Linked DNA regions of Homo sapiens: region 1 is linked to region 2. The links are chromatin loops, found by intact Hi-C in ENCODE. Cell type or tissue: PC-9. All regions are shown on one strand. Each heading gives the region's core, and the rest is flanking DNA. Links, peaks and the distances in the headings are about the cores only.

Region 1 (7,371 bases), core at 1,348-6,347, 150 kb before region 2:
CTGAGCGCCTGGTCTGGGCCCTGTTGGGCTTGGTGAGCCACTCTGTGGCTTTTAGTGATACCTGAGCCAGCAGACCTTACCTCTGTGCGCCAGGGGTGCTTTGTGGGGTCCGATGCTGTTCACACCCTGCGTCCTCCCGTCCTGTCCGGGTCCCCCTTTCCCACGTGCACAAGGAGTGGCTGACGGTCTCCCAGGACTCCCCCACCACCCCCTACACACTCCACTTCAACTCTGCAAAGGCAGCACCCTTCCCTGGAGTGTGAGACCCTCCCTGCCTGCCCCTCTCTGCCTGAGCAGGACAGGAAGCTATTGAGCCCCTGTGAAGCTCTAGGCCAGGTGCCTGGAGTCAGCGATGAGTAAGAGGAGGCAGGGCCTGCAGCCCTCGGAGGCCCAGGACTTTAGGGAACTCATTAGAGAGACTCATTTCGTTACCTGTGTCACTTTGGTCATCTGGGAGGCAGACGTCAAGACAGAAGAAATGAGCAAGAGATTGATGAAACGCAATGCCCAAGCAGGATACAGGGAGAGGATGCAGGGTGGGCGGGGACCAACTTCCAACCGTGACGCAGGGCTTGTGTTTGCCAGAGGAGAAGAGGAAGGAAGGAGGGTTAAGTGGGAGGAGCCCCAGGCTGCAGTGCAGCTGTGAGAAAGTCCTCTCCAGGCCCACGGGGAGCTCTAGCAAGGTCCCGGGTGGGGCAGGAGCTGCCAGGCCCCAGGTGCTACTGCATTCCTGTGGAGGGTGACTCTGGGAGGGAAAGCAGAGCCGTGCACCTCCAGGGCCACCCCGACGGTGACACAAAGGCTGATGTGACACATGCATCAAAGCACTGACCAAATGCCGGGGCCGGTGGCTCACGCCTGTAATTCCAACACTTTGGGAGGCTGAGGCGGGTGGATCACCTGAGGTCAGGAGTTTGAGACCAGCGTGGCCAACATGGTGAAACCCCATCTCTACTAAAAATACACAAATTAGCAGGGCGTGGTGGTGCCTGCCTGCAGCCCCAGCCACGGGGAAGGCTGAGGCAGGAGGATCGCTTGGACCTGGGAGGCGGAGGTTGCAGTGAGATGAGATCGCACCACTGCACTCCATCCTAGGCAATGGACCGACCAAGGGACTGGGGTCAGGGAGCACCGACCAAGGGACTGGGGTCAGGGAGGCTTCCTGGAGAGGGCTGACACCTGAGACATTTCCAGTGTAAAGGAGATGGGGGCTGAGTGTCAGAGGCCAGGGCTTATGCAGGGCCCCGAGGTGGATCATCTCTCTGGGACTGGATGAGGACAGCATCACAGGCGCAAGTTGAGGGCAGGACTCATGGCTTGCGGGCGCAGTGAACGTGACATGGGCCAGGCTTGCAGAGCCCGAGGGTTGTATTTGGGACTCTGGTCCTGTGTCCCAGCCCACTTTGATTCCAGTGGGCAGACCAGCTCAACCCAAACCCCTGCCACTGGCTGAACGCTCCCTGGGGCCCTGGGTCTACCACCTGCCTTGGGAATGCTGCCTGAGCTCTCTCTCTCTGGCATTCTGACCACTCCTGCCAGATACAGCTCGATCTGTGCCTTTGTTCTAGCACTGATTTTTGTTCCTGCATGGAGAGCAGGCTTGCCTGTCTCCACAGTTAGGCTGGGGCCATGGTGGGAGGGGATCTGCTTATTCATTGCCTGATTATTCATTTTGAGGTCTGGTAGAGTGGGATTCTCAGGGAATGGGTGCCTGCCCCAGGATGAGGTTCAAGAACCTTCTCTCCAGTGCAAGGTTTGGAGAAGGTCCAGGTGAGCAGGGGTCTGGGGTCTGAGTCCAGAGTGACCCTAAGCCAGCAGCATCCCCCAAGAGCTTATTAGAAACACAGATACTCAGGCCTCAAGCCCAGACCTGTAGAATCAAAATATACCTGGAGGTAGAGTCCAAGAATCCGCATGTTATGAACTTTCCTGATGATTCTTACACCCATCCAAGTTTGAGAAACACCAGTGGTCCAAGTTTGAGAAACACCAGTGGTCCAAGTTTGAGAAACACCACCGGTCTAGTGCAATCTCCTCACTCCACATGGGGTGGCGGTACTTGGGCTGAGGCTCACTCTGAGTCCCACACCCAGACGGTGGCTGAATGCAGACAGAGAGCACATCAGGCCTCTGGGCTGTGAGGAACACAGCCAGAGACTTCAGTAAAAAACGCATCTGGGGGACTAAACCTATGATTTGTGCAAAAACACCTGGGTGATTTTCATCATGAAATAGAGCTCATCCTTCTGGAAAAACAATCCACCCATCTGTTCGCAGTCAGAGGAGGATGTTCACGTAACACCAGATGCCGTGTTGGGTGCCATGGTAACAGCACGCTTCCGGCAAGATGGTCCTGCCCTGCACACAAATCCTGAAACAGACAAAAAATAATTTAAAAAAAAGCCATGTAAGTTGCCCATGCTCAGGCCTTGTTCTTGCTCTCCCCAGGATGTGTCCTTCCTCTCCTGTTTGTCAGACTCCTACTCACCCTTTGAAACCCAGCCCAGATGTTCCTTCCTTCCCATTTGCATGCATCAACTTCCTCACCCCATCCTTTTTTTTTTCTTTCTTTTTTGAGATGTTGTTTCGCTCTTGTTGCCCAGGCTGGAGTACAATGGCGCGATCTCGGCTCACTGCAACCTCTGCCTCCTGGGTTCAAGCAATTCTCCTGCCTCAGCCTCCCAAGTAGCTGGGATTACAGGCATGTGCCACCACGCCCGGGTAATTTTGTATTTTTATTAGAGTTGGGGTTTCACCATGTTGGTCAGGCTGGTCTCGAGCTCCTGACCTCAGATGATCCACCTACCTCGGCCTCCCAAAGTGCTGGGATTACAGGCGTGGGCCACCGCGCCCGGCCCACCCCATCCTTAAGTGTTCAGGACACTTGGCCTGTACCTTTGCTCTGGTGCTTATTTTTGTTTCTGCATGGAGGGCAGGCTCACCTGTCTCCCCAGTTAGGCTCTGGCCATGGCGAGAAGAGGTCTGATTATTCATCGCCTGATTATTCATTGTGAGGTCCAGTATAGCAAGGTTCTGAGGATATGTCAGCAGGGACTGAGGCTGAGAGACGCTGATCACAGTTCCGTCAGGGATGACCTCCTCTGTCCTGGCAAGAGGCCAGACTGGAGCGACACTTCAGTAGAGAGAAGCCAGGGCTTTCTTCCCGCAAAGTCAATGATGTCTGGTCTCAACTGTCGGAAACTCGGTCAGCAAGTTTATGCTGTGATGAGAACTGGAGCACCAAACTCTGTGATGTGCATATGTTGTGGGCAGTGGCGGGTGCTGTTATCATTCATGACTGTTCCCTTCCCTGCACCTCGAGTTTGGGCTTTGCTGAGAGATTGCTTTGGGCAGTGGGCTGTTGAGGGGGATGTAGCAGGAGCAGAGGCTTGACACGCACTTCTTAATGGGGCTTGCCTTCTTGCCCACCTCTTTTTCGCCATGAGAAGAACAGCCCTGGGCTAGCCTGCCAGGCCACAGGGCTGAGCCTCACCTGCAGTTTGGAGCCAAGCCCAGGGAGTCCAGTCTAAGTCATCAGGATGCAAGAAATACATACTGTTTTCTGCAGCTGAGGTTTTCGCGGCTGTTATGCAGCCAAAGCTGACTCATGTACAGGATCTAGACTGGCCTATGGAATTAGAAAATCCTTTCTGTTGTTTTCCTGTTTGCTCCTCCTGGCTTTAGCCACAGCCCTCTGATTTGCATATGGCCCAGGAGTCTCCTGGGAAGAAATTTAAACCCCATGTCCAACATGGTTTTAAACATGTGCAGATTGTCAGATGCGGTGGAGAGGTACGGGCCATGGAAGACAAGTGTAGGGAGGAGAAAAAAATCCCTCCACAACAACAACAACAAAAAAGAACTCACCATAACTAAGAGAAGAGTTGGGCATCATGGGAAAACTCAGGAAGAGCCTGCGGGAGATGAAACAATGTTTTTCATAATGACGGTAGATTGAAGTAGATTTTATTCTCCTCCATCCTTGCTTTATCTACTCTGTTCTGTGTGGGGGTAACATACAGGTCCTTTTGCTTTCTTCGGGGATGATACAGCCACCTGGCCAAAACTGATCAAACCCCTGCTTCTGTGGGAGGAAGACCCCCAAGAACCATCAGAGACCAAAGGCAGGTGGATGAGAATGTTGGGTGGGGACTTGGGAGGCCCCAAATGGTGATGTGTTGATGAGGGCAACCTGCCTGCCAGTCATCCTTTAGGGACTCAGAGGACCACAGGAGAAGGGAGGGTCAAAGTCACTTGGCTGTGTGAGCTTTTGATGCAAGCTTTCCTGGGCAGGCTGTCAACACAACTGCATATCTGTTCAGGCCACAACACTTTCATTCACAGTGACCATTTGTTTTGTTTTGTTTTGTGTTTTGCTTTTTGAGAAAGTCTCATTCTGACACCCAGGCTGGAGTGCAGTGGCACCATCGTGGCTCACTGCAGCCTCAAACTCCTGGGGCTCAAGTGATCCTCCTGCCTCAGCTTCCTGAGTAGCTGGGACCACAAGCTCACACCAGCAGCCCTGTCTAACTTTTAAATTTTTGTAGAGATGGGGTCTCCCTGTGTTGCCCAGCTGGTCTCAAACTCCTGGCCTCAAGTGATCCTCCCACTTTGGCCTCCCAAAGTGCTGGATTACAGGCGTGAGCCACTGCACCCGCCGACACAGCAACCTTCTCCTGTTGGAGTCCTTAATGTCCCACTTACAGATGATGAGGCAGGGGTGGGGTGTGGTGTGGGATTTGCCCACGGTACCACACCTGGGCATGGTGAGGCTGGACCTGGAGCAGGACTTTCAGATTGTGAGTCCAATGTGCTCCTTGACTCTCAGACAAGGACACAGGTTCAGGTGGTTTATTTGGGAGGTGACCCCAGGAACACCATAAAGACGTGAGAGCTGAGACAGGGCGGGAGGAAGGCTATTAAGGGTAAGACATGGAAGGCATGTGAACTTCCTTTTACTGCTGTAACAAATCACAACGGAGTGACTGAAAACAACCATAGTTTGTTTTCTTACTTTTCTAAAGGCCAGAAGCCCAAATTCAAGGTGTCTGCAGGCCCTTGTCCTCCTGGAAGCTCTAGGGGGATCCGTCCTGTCTCTTCCTGCTTCTGGAAGCTCCCAGCATTCCTTGGTTTGTGAATGCCTCGCTCCAATCTCTGCCCCCGTCATCACGCGACCTTCTTCCCCATGCATGGGTGCGACTGTGTCTTCACAGGATGTTCTCTCTGTGTGTCTGGGTCTAAATTTTCATCTTCATCTTCTTTTTTTTGAGACACAGTCTTACTCTGTCACCCAGGCTGGAGTGCAGTGATGCAATCTCGGCTGACCTCCCAGGATCACCTCCACCTCCCAGGATCAAGCGATTCTCCTGCCTCAGCCTCCTGAGTAGCTGGGATTACAAGCATGTGCCACCATGTCTGGCTAATTTTTATATTTTTAGTAGAGACAGGGTTTCACCATGTTGGTCAGGCTGGTCTCAAACTCCTGGCCTCAAGTGATCCGCCTGCCTCGGCCTCCCAAAGTGCTGGGATTACAGGCGTGAGCCACTGTGCCCGGTCAAGTTCCTTCTTCTGATAAGGACTCCATTCACCGGGCTAGGGCCCTTCCTACTCCAGTGTATCCTCATCTAACTAATTACATCTGCAATGATGCTATTTCCAAATAAAGTGATGTTTGCAGTTACCAATGGTTAGGACTTGCGCATATCTTTTGGGGAATATAATTCAACTCACAAGAGAAGGTTGTAGCTGCAGGCACTTGGGGCTCAGTCTTGGTGGCACCCCTCCCTCCAAGAGGCTGTGTGGAATGTGCTTGAGAATTGCCCCCGTGAGGCGTGAGGAGCTGCGGCATTGACCCGCCCCCTCCTGCCTGGAGGTGTCTCGGAGCCCTGGGATTTTCCTCCCAATGTGGCATTCACAGGCATCACATCACTATCTGGCCATCAGCCACGGTGGGAGTATTGACACCACAGACATCAGCGGATGTTACAAATCAGGCTTCTTTTTCCCCGTGAATCAGCCTCCTGTACCACTCCGGCCCCTCCCTGGTGCAGGAGCAGTGCAGTGAGCTGATTCATGCGGAGAAAGATTGGTCTGGCCTGCCCCGTGAACGGTCTGTGTGTGGTCCTGGCCTGAGGACACCCCAGCGGGCTCATGTGGGGACTGCCTGCAGGTAACCTCTAGACTTGGCTGAGCACCAAGAGTGTTGGCCATAGGGGACCAGGCAGGTGGACGCCTGGGGGCAGCTGCTGGCTTCCCAGCGGGGCGCTGCCTGAGGCCCGGTTTGCCCAGAGAAGTGAGCAGCCAGCTGTGGCCCGGCAGAGTCCCAGGCCGTGCTGACAGGTGTGGCCAAAGGGCAAAGGGTGTTATTATAAAAGAGAATTTACGGCAGCGGCAGCTTGGGCTGGCTGAGCCCACGGGCAGCAGGAGGATGGAGTGGGGCTGGCAGGATGCTGGCAGGATGAAGGATCTGCATTTCATTGAGACAGTGGGTTGGAGTCCACGCGGCTGAGATTAAATAGCCCGTCCCCGGAATGCAGAGAGCCAGAGATAAATCAGACTTTACTGCAAGTGGGGTGGCAGGGAGTTAATTAGGAAAGAGAAAAAAAAATACATTTCAACTCACAAAGAAGCCCAGTGAGCCAGCAGAGAATAGCCCGGCCCCTCCAGGGGTCACTTTGGGGAGGGGCTGGCATCCCTGGTCCCACCAAAGGGCACACAGGACTGGGAAGGATGTCACCTTGGAAGTGTCAGGGCCCAGTGCAAGAGGGTGAGAATGCTGGCTGCCCCGTGGAGCTGTGCCCGGGCTGTGCCCCGGCTGGTCTTGGCCTGGGCCCTGCCAGTGAGGTGAGCTGGGTCCTGAACTTCCAGGTTGGGGACCAGGTCCTGGAATTGCATCCTGGTGCAGGAGCAGGCATCGCAGGTCACATTCAATGAGTGCTCAGAAATACTCACGGAGGACCGGGCGCGGTGGCTCACGCCTGTAATCCCAGCACTATGGGAAGTTGAGGTGAGTGGATCACTTGAGGTCAGGAGTTCCAGACCAGCCTGGCCAACATGGTGAAACCCCATCTCTACCAAAACCAGAAAAATTAGCTGGGTGTGGTGGTGGGCACCTGTAATCCCACCTACTTGGGAGGCTGAGTGGGGAGGATTGCTTGAGTCCAGGAGGCAGAGGTTGCAGTGAGCCAAGTCATACCACTGCACTCCAGCATGGGAGACAGAGCGAGACTCCATCTCAATAATAACAATAAAAAAAAAAAGAAATACTCACGGAGGGAGCCCTTTACCCTAAGCCCCCCAGGTTCACCTCTTGCCATGCCCCACCCAGCCAATTGACCCCCAGCACCTTCCTTTTTCGTCTCCTCTCTGCCT
Region 2 (7,371 bases), core at 1,218-6,217:
GAAGCACCTTGTACTGCAAGAGGTGGTGTGCAGGGCAGGGCTGGGGCCAGCAGATGAGTGGAGGAAATGTAAAAAGAGCAGGTGAGCCCCCAGATTCCCTCCCCAACTGATAGGAGAAGGTAGGTTTACTCGCTGGAAAATTATGGGGACAACAGGTGTGGGGATAAGGTGCCATCTGGAAGGGTAGATGATTAAAATGTTGGAAGAATGGGATTCAGAAGTGGGGAGGGGCAGGCTACAGGACTGCTATTTTTTATTTTAAGTCATGTGATAGTATTTGATGTTTTATTTCTATTTCTAGTTTTAGACAAGGTCTCACTCTGTTGCTTGGGCTAGAGTAAAGTGGCATGATCATGGCTCACTGCAGCCTCGACTTCCTGGGCTCAGGCTATCCTCTCACCTCAGCCTCCCGAGTAACTGGGACTACAGGTGCGTGCCACCATGCCTGGATAATTTTTTATTTTTATTTTTGGTAGAAACAGGGTTTTGCCATGTTGCCCACGCTGGTCTCAAACTCCTGGGCTCAGGCGATCCGCCTGCCTTGGCCTCCCAAAGTGCTGGGATTACAGGCAGGAGCCACCACACCTGGCTGTGTTTGACTTTTGTAAACCAAGTACACATATTGTTTAGATAAAAATAGAAAGCAAGCTTAAAAACAAAGAAAACAACCGCAACCTAAAATTAAGGTCTCTTCTGGATGTGGTCATTGGAATGGCTTTCTCCACTGTGGTACAGAATGAAGACCAGGAAGCAGCTACCCAGGGAACGCATAGTCTCACCAGTGGAAAATCCTGCCCCTCAAATCTGCAGGTGTCATGCCCTGCCATAATGTCAGTGGGGCCAGGCCTCAGGGAGAATAGGTGTTTGGTCCAGGAAAATAAAGGGTGTTCTTGTAATGACTTCACAATTTCTTCCCAACTTGGTTCTTCTCTCATTTTTCCCCCTAAACTCAATCATCCATCATTTACCTCGGACTTGCTTCAGGCCACACTATTTATAACAATAGAAGCAGCATTTTTGGCTTGTCACCTTTCTCCAATGGAGCCCAGATTGTCTCTAAACCTTTAATGGGCATACAGAGTACCTGGGAACCTTGTTAAAATGCAGTAGGTCTGGGGTGGGGCCTGGGAGTCTGCCTCATGGGAGCAGCCCCAAGGGGAGGCTAACGCTGGTCCCTGGAACACACTCTGAGTAGCAAAAGGACTTGAGGCAACTTTTTGGGGGTGATGGAAATGCTCTAAATCTTGATTGTGGTTACATGGAGTATATACATTGATCAAAATGCACTGAGTTTATTGTATGTAAATTATACCTCAATAAAGTTGATTTTAAAGGAAAAAACCCATTCTAGATGAATTACAGATATAAATGTGAAAGATGAAACAATAAGGCTTTTAGAAGGAAACATAAACTTTAGGATAGGTGAATGCTTCTTAAACAGGACTCAAAACAAATTAACTATAAGAAAAAAATACACACATGAATTGGACTGCATTAAAACTAAAAACTTCTGTTCATCAGCAGACTATTGAGAGTAAAAAGCTGAGCTGTAAACTGAAAAAAAATCCACAATACATATATCTGACAAAGAACTCACGTCTATCATATATAAAGAACTACTACAATTCAATAAGTAAAAGACAACTCAATAGAAAAATGGGCAAAACACTTTAACAGGCACTTTGCAAAGGAGGCTATCTGAAACGGACAATAAACACATGAAAATGTATGCTAATTAGTCATAAGCAAAATGCAAATTAAAGATACGAAATTATTTATTTTGCCTAAACACCCACAAGAATGGCTATAATGAAGACACAGACAATTCCATGTGTGAGTAAGAGTGTGGAGCAACTGGAACTCTCATACACTACTAATGGGAGTGCAGACTGAAATGACATCCTTAAAAACTATTTGGTAGTATTTATTAGAGCAGAACAAAAACATAGTCTAAGATCCAGCAAATCCACTCTTGAGTGGCCAAACACATGTTTCCAAAAACACATAAGAATGAATGCCTGGCTGGGCATGGTGGCTCATACCTTTAATCTCAGCACTTTGGGAGTCCAAGGCAGGAGGATCACCTGAGCCCAGGAAGTCGAGACCAGCCTGGGCAACAAAGTGAGACCACCCAATTCTACCAAAAAAGAACGCTTGTAGCAGCATTATTCAATGCAGCCAAAAATTGGAAACAACTCAAATATCCATCAGCAGTAGTATAAATAAAACGTTATACTACTCATTGGCAATAAAAAATGAATTATTGGCAATAAAAAATGAATGAGCGACCGCCGCAAGCAACAACATGGATTAAGCTAAGGTTGCCAGATAAAATAGAGGACATTCAATTACATTTAAATTTTGAATTAAAAACAAATGATTTTTTTTTTTTGAGACGGAATCTCACTCTGTTGCCCAGGTCAGGCTGGAGTGCAAGTGGCATGATCTCGGCTCACTTCAACCTCCGCCTCCCGGGTTCAAGCGATTCTCCTGCCTCAGCCTCCTGAGTAGCTGGGATTACAAGCACCCACCACCACACCTGGCTAATTTTTGTATTTTCAGTAGAGACGGGGTTTCACCATGTTGGCCAGGCTGGTCTCAGACACCCAACCTCAGGTGATCTGCCCGCCTTGGCCTCCCAAAGCCCTGGGATTACAGGTGTGAGCCATTGCGCCCAGCCCAAATGATTTTTATTTTTATTTTTTTTTAGCATAAGAATGTCCTATGCAGTATTTGGGACATACTTACACTACAAAATTCTTATTCTATTAAATGTTATTATATTACAATATTATTTTTTAGCTGGTCATGTTCTGTTTCTTGATCTGGGTGTCACTGGGCGACCTGGGTGTGTTCACTTTGTGAAAATCCGCTGAGTTACACACTTAGGATGAGTGCAGGTCTCTGGTGTGCATTTGCTACTTCAATACAAAGTTTATCTGAAATCACAATAAAACGATCCCTGGCCCGTGGCCCATTAAATGAGGGCCTGCCTCTTGCCTTGAGGGACCCATCTGTTGTCGTCTCTGCTGTCTGTGATCTCTGTAACCCGTGCATCCATCCTGGCTTGTAGCCGCTGCTCAGAACGCCCCGGTGACGCACCCTTGCCCACAGGACAGCATCTGCCCTCCTTGGCACAGCACCCCAGGGCTCCTGTGGCCTCCCCTGCCCCATTTCCACGTCCTCACATCTTTTTTCCAGCGCTGACACTAACCACACCACCACGGCTCTGTGCCTGCCGCTTCGCCTGCTGCTCTGCCAGGCAAAAACCTATTTATTTTCCCAGTCTCATTTCAGCTTCTGTCGGCTCTGGGAGGTCTTTCCTGACTCCTTCAGGCAGACCTGTCTGTTCCTGTCCCCAAGGTCTGTCTTCATTTCAAGCATCCATTAGAGCAACTCCATTACTTCGCAACTGACTGTTTATATATCTGTCTCCTCCCCGGACAACAGGCTTGCTGGGGCAGGGACTCTGTCTTTTTGTCTTTTTATCCCTAGCAACTCACAGAGTGTCTGTGCGTGTTAGGCTCTGCGTATGTGTTAAGTGGGTCATGACAGTAATGGGTGTTAATGAATGGGGACCAGCAGAGAGATCGAAGGGCTCTGTAAAGCGTTCACACTTAATTTTAGAATTAGAGATGGCAAAACCCTGTCTCTACAAAACAAAACAAAAACCAAAAATTAGCTGGGCATGGTGGTGCATGCCTGTAGTCCCAGCTACTCAGGAGGCTGTGTTGGGAGGATCACTTGAGCCTGGGAGGTGGAGGCTGTAGTGAGCCATGATCCTATCACTGCACTCCAGCCTGGAAGACAGAGCGAGACCCTGTCTCAAAAAAAAAAAAAAAAAAAAAAAAAAGAGAAAGAATTGGAAAATGATGCTGTAAGTCACTCTGCTAATGAGTGGCCAGTGTCTCATTTAACTTCCCAGGAGAAGGGTGCTGGTCTTGTCTCCCATGTCACAGATAGGAAGAAAAGTGCTGAGCAGTTCAATGGTTTGCCCAAGGTCACATGGCCGGTAGGGAGCAGACCACACACTCATGGCACTGGCTGTTCCGTGAATCACAGCAGACGCTGAATCACTAAAATGTCCTTCTGGGACAGGCAAGTCAACAGAGGAAGTGCCCAGTCTGCCCCGGGCCACCTTTTGACTCAAGCAAGCTTTCTGGCACCTCTCAAATCAGTCCCTGTGGGTGGCCACCCCCTCTCCCATGGAATGGCTCGCCGGGAACGGGTTAACACCTCAAACACCTAAACACAGCGTTCAGCTCTGTCCAGACACTCTCGACTCCTGCCTGAGATTTTCAGGTTTTAAACAAAACAAAAATCTGATTCACTGTTTCCAGTCCTACAGGAAACTCAGGTCCTTTATTTATCTGCCACTAAAAAAAAAAAAAAAAAAAAGAAGAAGAAGAAGGAAAAAAAAATCAAACCAGAAAAAAAGCCCTTTATGTCTTAAAAGGGTTTTGAATGCATCTCGTTTCATACAGCACCAAACATCGTTCATGACGGGGGCTCCAGGATGAAGCCCAGACTAAAAGACAGAAGGAAATGAAACGCATTGCAATAAAACACACATGCTAATAAATAAGGGCCTGGGCAATGAATCCAGCTCGGAATATACCACTGGCAAGAAGAAATGCCCCAAAGCTTTACTTAAACCAAATAATAGAAGAACAGATGGCTCCCCTGGGTCTCTGGGAAAAGTTAATAGATCCAGGAGGCTGCAGATAGAGGCTTTGTTTGGGATTTGGGCAGAAAACACAAGGCATTCACAAGATTCAAGGTGAAAGAAAGAGGGCTTGTAGATTTAGGGACAGGGACATTTTCATCAGATAACGAAAATAGATATGTCTGGATATCTCTGCTGGGTTTCCACAGGCTGCAGGGCACGTGCCCTCTCCAGAAATTAACCAGGGCTGCGCTCGGCAGCATGCTAGGGAGACCGACTGCTTCTAGCTGCCCAACTGGAGAATTAATTTAACTCCAGAGATTTGGATAATAAGAAAGAACCCTTAAAGGAGATAAAAATTTACTTTGGGAAGATTTTTGTCCCCACCCATTGTACAGCAGCATCCTTAAGTGGTGGGAACAGTGGGTGGGAACTGGAAGCTCTGGGTTCTATGATGCAAGACCCCCCTGGTCACTGATTAGCTGAGTGACCCTGAAGAAAACCTTCAGGCTGCCACCTGCCCAGCGGCTGTTAAGAATGCTGAGATCCGTGGACACAGGGAGGGGAACATCACACACCCGGCCCTGTCGGGGGTTGGGGGGAAGGGGCGGGAGAGCATTAGGACAAATAGCTAATGCATGCGGGGCTTAAAACCTAGATGACGGGTTGATGGGTGCAGCAAACCACCATGGCACATGTATACCTATGTAACGAACCTGCACGTCCTGCAAATGTACCCCAGAACTTAGAGTGAAAAAAAAAAAAAAAGAAAGAAAGAAAAAAAAAAGAATGCTGAGATCCGGTTGGGCGCGGTGGCTCAGGCCTGTAATCCCAGCACTTTGGGGGCGGAGGTGGGCGGATCATGAGGTCGGAAGATCTAGACCATCCTGGCCAACACGGTGAAACTCCGTCTCTACTAAAAAAAAAAAAATACAAAAAATTCGCCTGGCGTGGTGGCGGGTGCCTGTAGTCCCAGCTACTCGGGAGGCTGAGGCAGGAGAATGGAGTGAACCCAGGAGGCAGAGCTTGCAGTGAGCGAGATGGCGCCACTGCACTCCAGCCTGGGAGACACAGCGAGACTCCGTCTCAAAAAAAAAAAAAAAAAAAGAAGAATGCTGAGATCTGTGGACACAGGGAGGGGAATATTACACAGTGGGCCCTGTCGGGGGTTGGGGGGCAAGGGGAGGGAGAGCATTAGGACAAATACCTAATGCATGTGGGGCTTAAAACCTAGATGACAGGTTGATGGGTGCAGCAAACCACCATGGCGCATGTATACCTGTGTAACAAACCTGCATGCTCTGCACATGTATCCCAGAACTTAGAGTTTTTAAAAAAAAAAGAGAGAGAGAAAAAAGAATGCTGAGATCTTCTAAGCACGGAAGGATCACACCCGCATCCAACCCCCATATTAATCCCCTTTCTCCTCCGCACCAGGGAAATCCAAATGACCTTGTCTTCCCAGAGTGGGGGGCAGCAAACTGAATCCATTAACAGGGAAAGAAAGGGCTTTCAACCCAACCGGTGAGATGGTTCAGAGGAGTGCGTGACCGACAGGAATCCACAACTGGAGAGGTCAATTAATAAAAAATAAAACTTCCCCTTTATACCACGGTGCATAAAAACCTCCAGCACCATTTTTCATCTACTTACATTGTCTTGAGAGCAATTTTGTGTAGTGGCAAGGCAGGAATTATTTATCTCCATCTTATTCATGAAGAAATAAAATCTTGGGACAGTGAAGCGATTTGTTCAAGGTCACGAGGTCATCACGGATTTTTTTTTTTTTAGCTTTTATTTTAGGCTCTGGGGTATACCTGCAGGTTTGCTATATAGGTAAACTAGTGTCATGGGGATTTGGTGTATAGATTATTTCATCACCCAGATACTAAGCCCAGTACCCAGTAGTTCCTTTTTTTTTTTTTTCTCCCGAGATGGAGTCTTGCTCTGTCACCCAGGCTGGAGTGCAGTGGCACAATCTCGGCTCACTGCAACCTCGACCTCCCGGGTTCAAGTGATTCTCCTGCCTCAGCCTCCTGAGTAGCTGGGATTACAGGCGCCTGCAACCACACCTGGCTAATTTTTGTATTTTTAGTAGAGACGGGTTTTTGCCATGTTGGCCAGGCTGGTCTTGAACTCCTGACCTCAAGTGATCTGCCTGCCTTGGCCACCCAAAGTGCTGGCATTACAGGTGTAAGTCACCGTGCCCAGCCCCCATAGTTACTTTTTTTCAGATCCTCTTCCTCTTCCCACCCTCCACCCTCAGGGAGGCCCCACTGTGTGTTGTTCCTGTCTTTGTGTCCATGTGCTCTCATCATTTAGCTCCCACTTATAAGTGAGAACATGAGGTATTTGGTTTTCTATACCTGCATTAATTCACTTAGGATAATGGCCTCCAGCTGTATCCATGTTCCTGCAGAAGACATGATCTCATTCTTTTTTAAAGCTGCATAGTATTCCATGGTGTGTATGTACCAACTTTCTGTATCCAATCTGTCATTGATGGGCATTTAGGTTGATTTCATGTCTTTGCTACTGTGAATAGTGCTGCAGTGAACATTCACAGGCATGTGTCTTTATATCGTGGATTTTCAAGGCTGGAAGGGCTCTGGGTCATGCAGGGCAAGTGCAGATGACGGATGGGGCAGCCCAGCTTCCACGTTCAGATTCACACCCATGGGCAAACGTCAGTGATTGATCACTGA

Evidence for each region. A loop is a pair of places that touch in the nucleus more often than their neighbours do. Peaks named below come from ENCODE experiments on the same cell type or tissue, not always from the same donor. Only the 100,000 strongest peaks of a DNase experiment are listed, where the experiment ranks them.
Region 1: it touches region 2 in a loop (13-fold over the local background); 1 of 110 quality-filtered maps calls a loop at or near these places.

Annotation. Positions count from the first base shown.
Region 1 is chr7:2,870,192-2,877,562 of GRCh38, forward strand. No RefSeq gene overlaps it. Among named protein-coding and RNA genes, the nearest start is that of GNA12, 30 kb to the left of the region's middle. RefSeq lists a silencer at 407-626 and enhancers at 1,433-2,084, 3,916-4,496. In PC-9, for the core only: no CTCF peak of the experiment used is centred there; DNase peaks (open chromatin) are centred at 3,580 and 4,150; H3K27ac peaks cover 1,775 bases.
Region 2 is chr7:3,024,130-3,031,500 of GRCh38, forward strand. The region is part of intron 1 of CARD11 (caspase recruitment domain family member 11); the gene reads right to left. Among named protein-coding and RNA genes, the nearest start is that of CARD11, 16 kb to the right of the region's middle. In PC-9, for the core only: no CTCF peak of the experiment used is centred there; a DNase peak (open chromatin) is centred at 4,122; H3K4me3 peaks cover 1,196 bases; H3K27ac peaks cover 2,251 bases.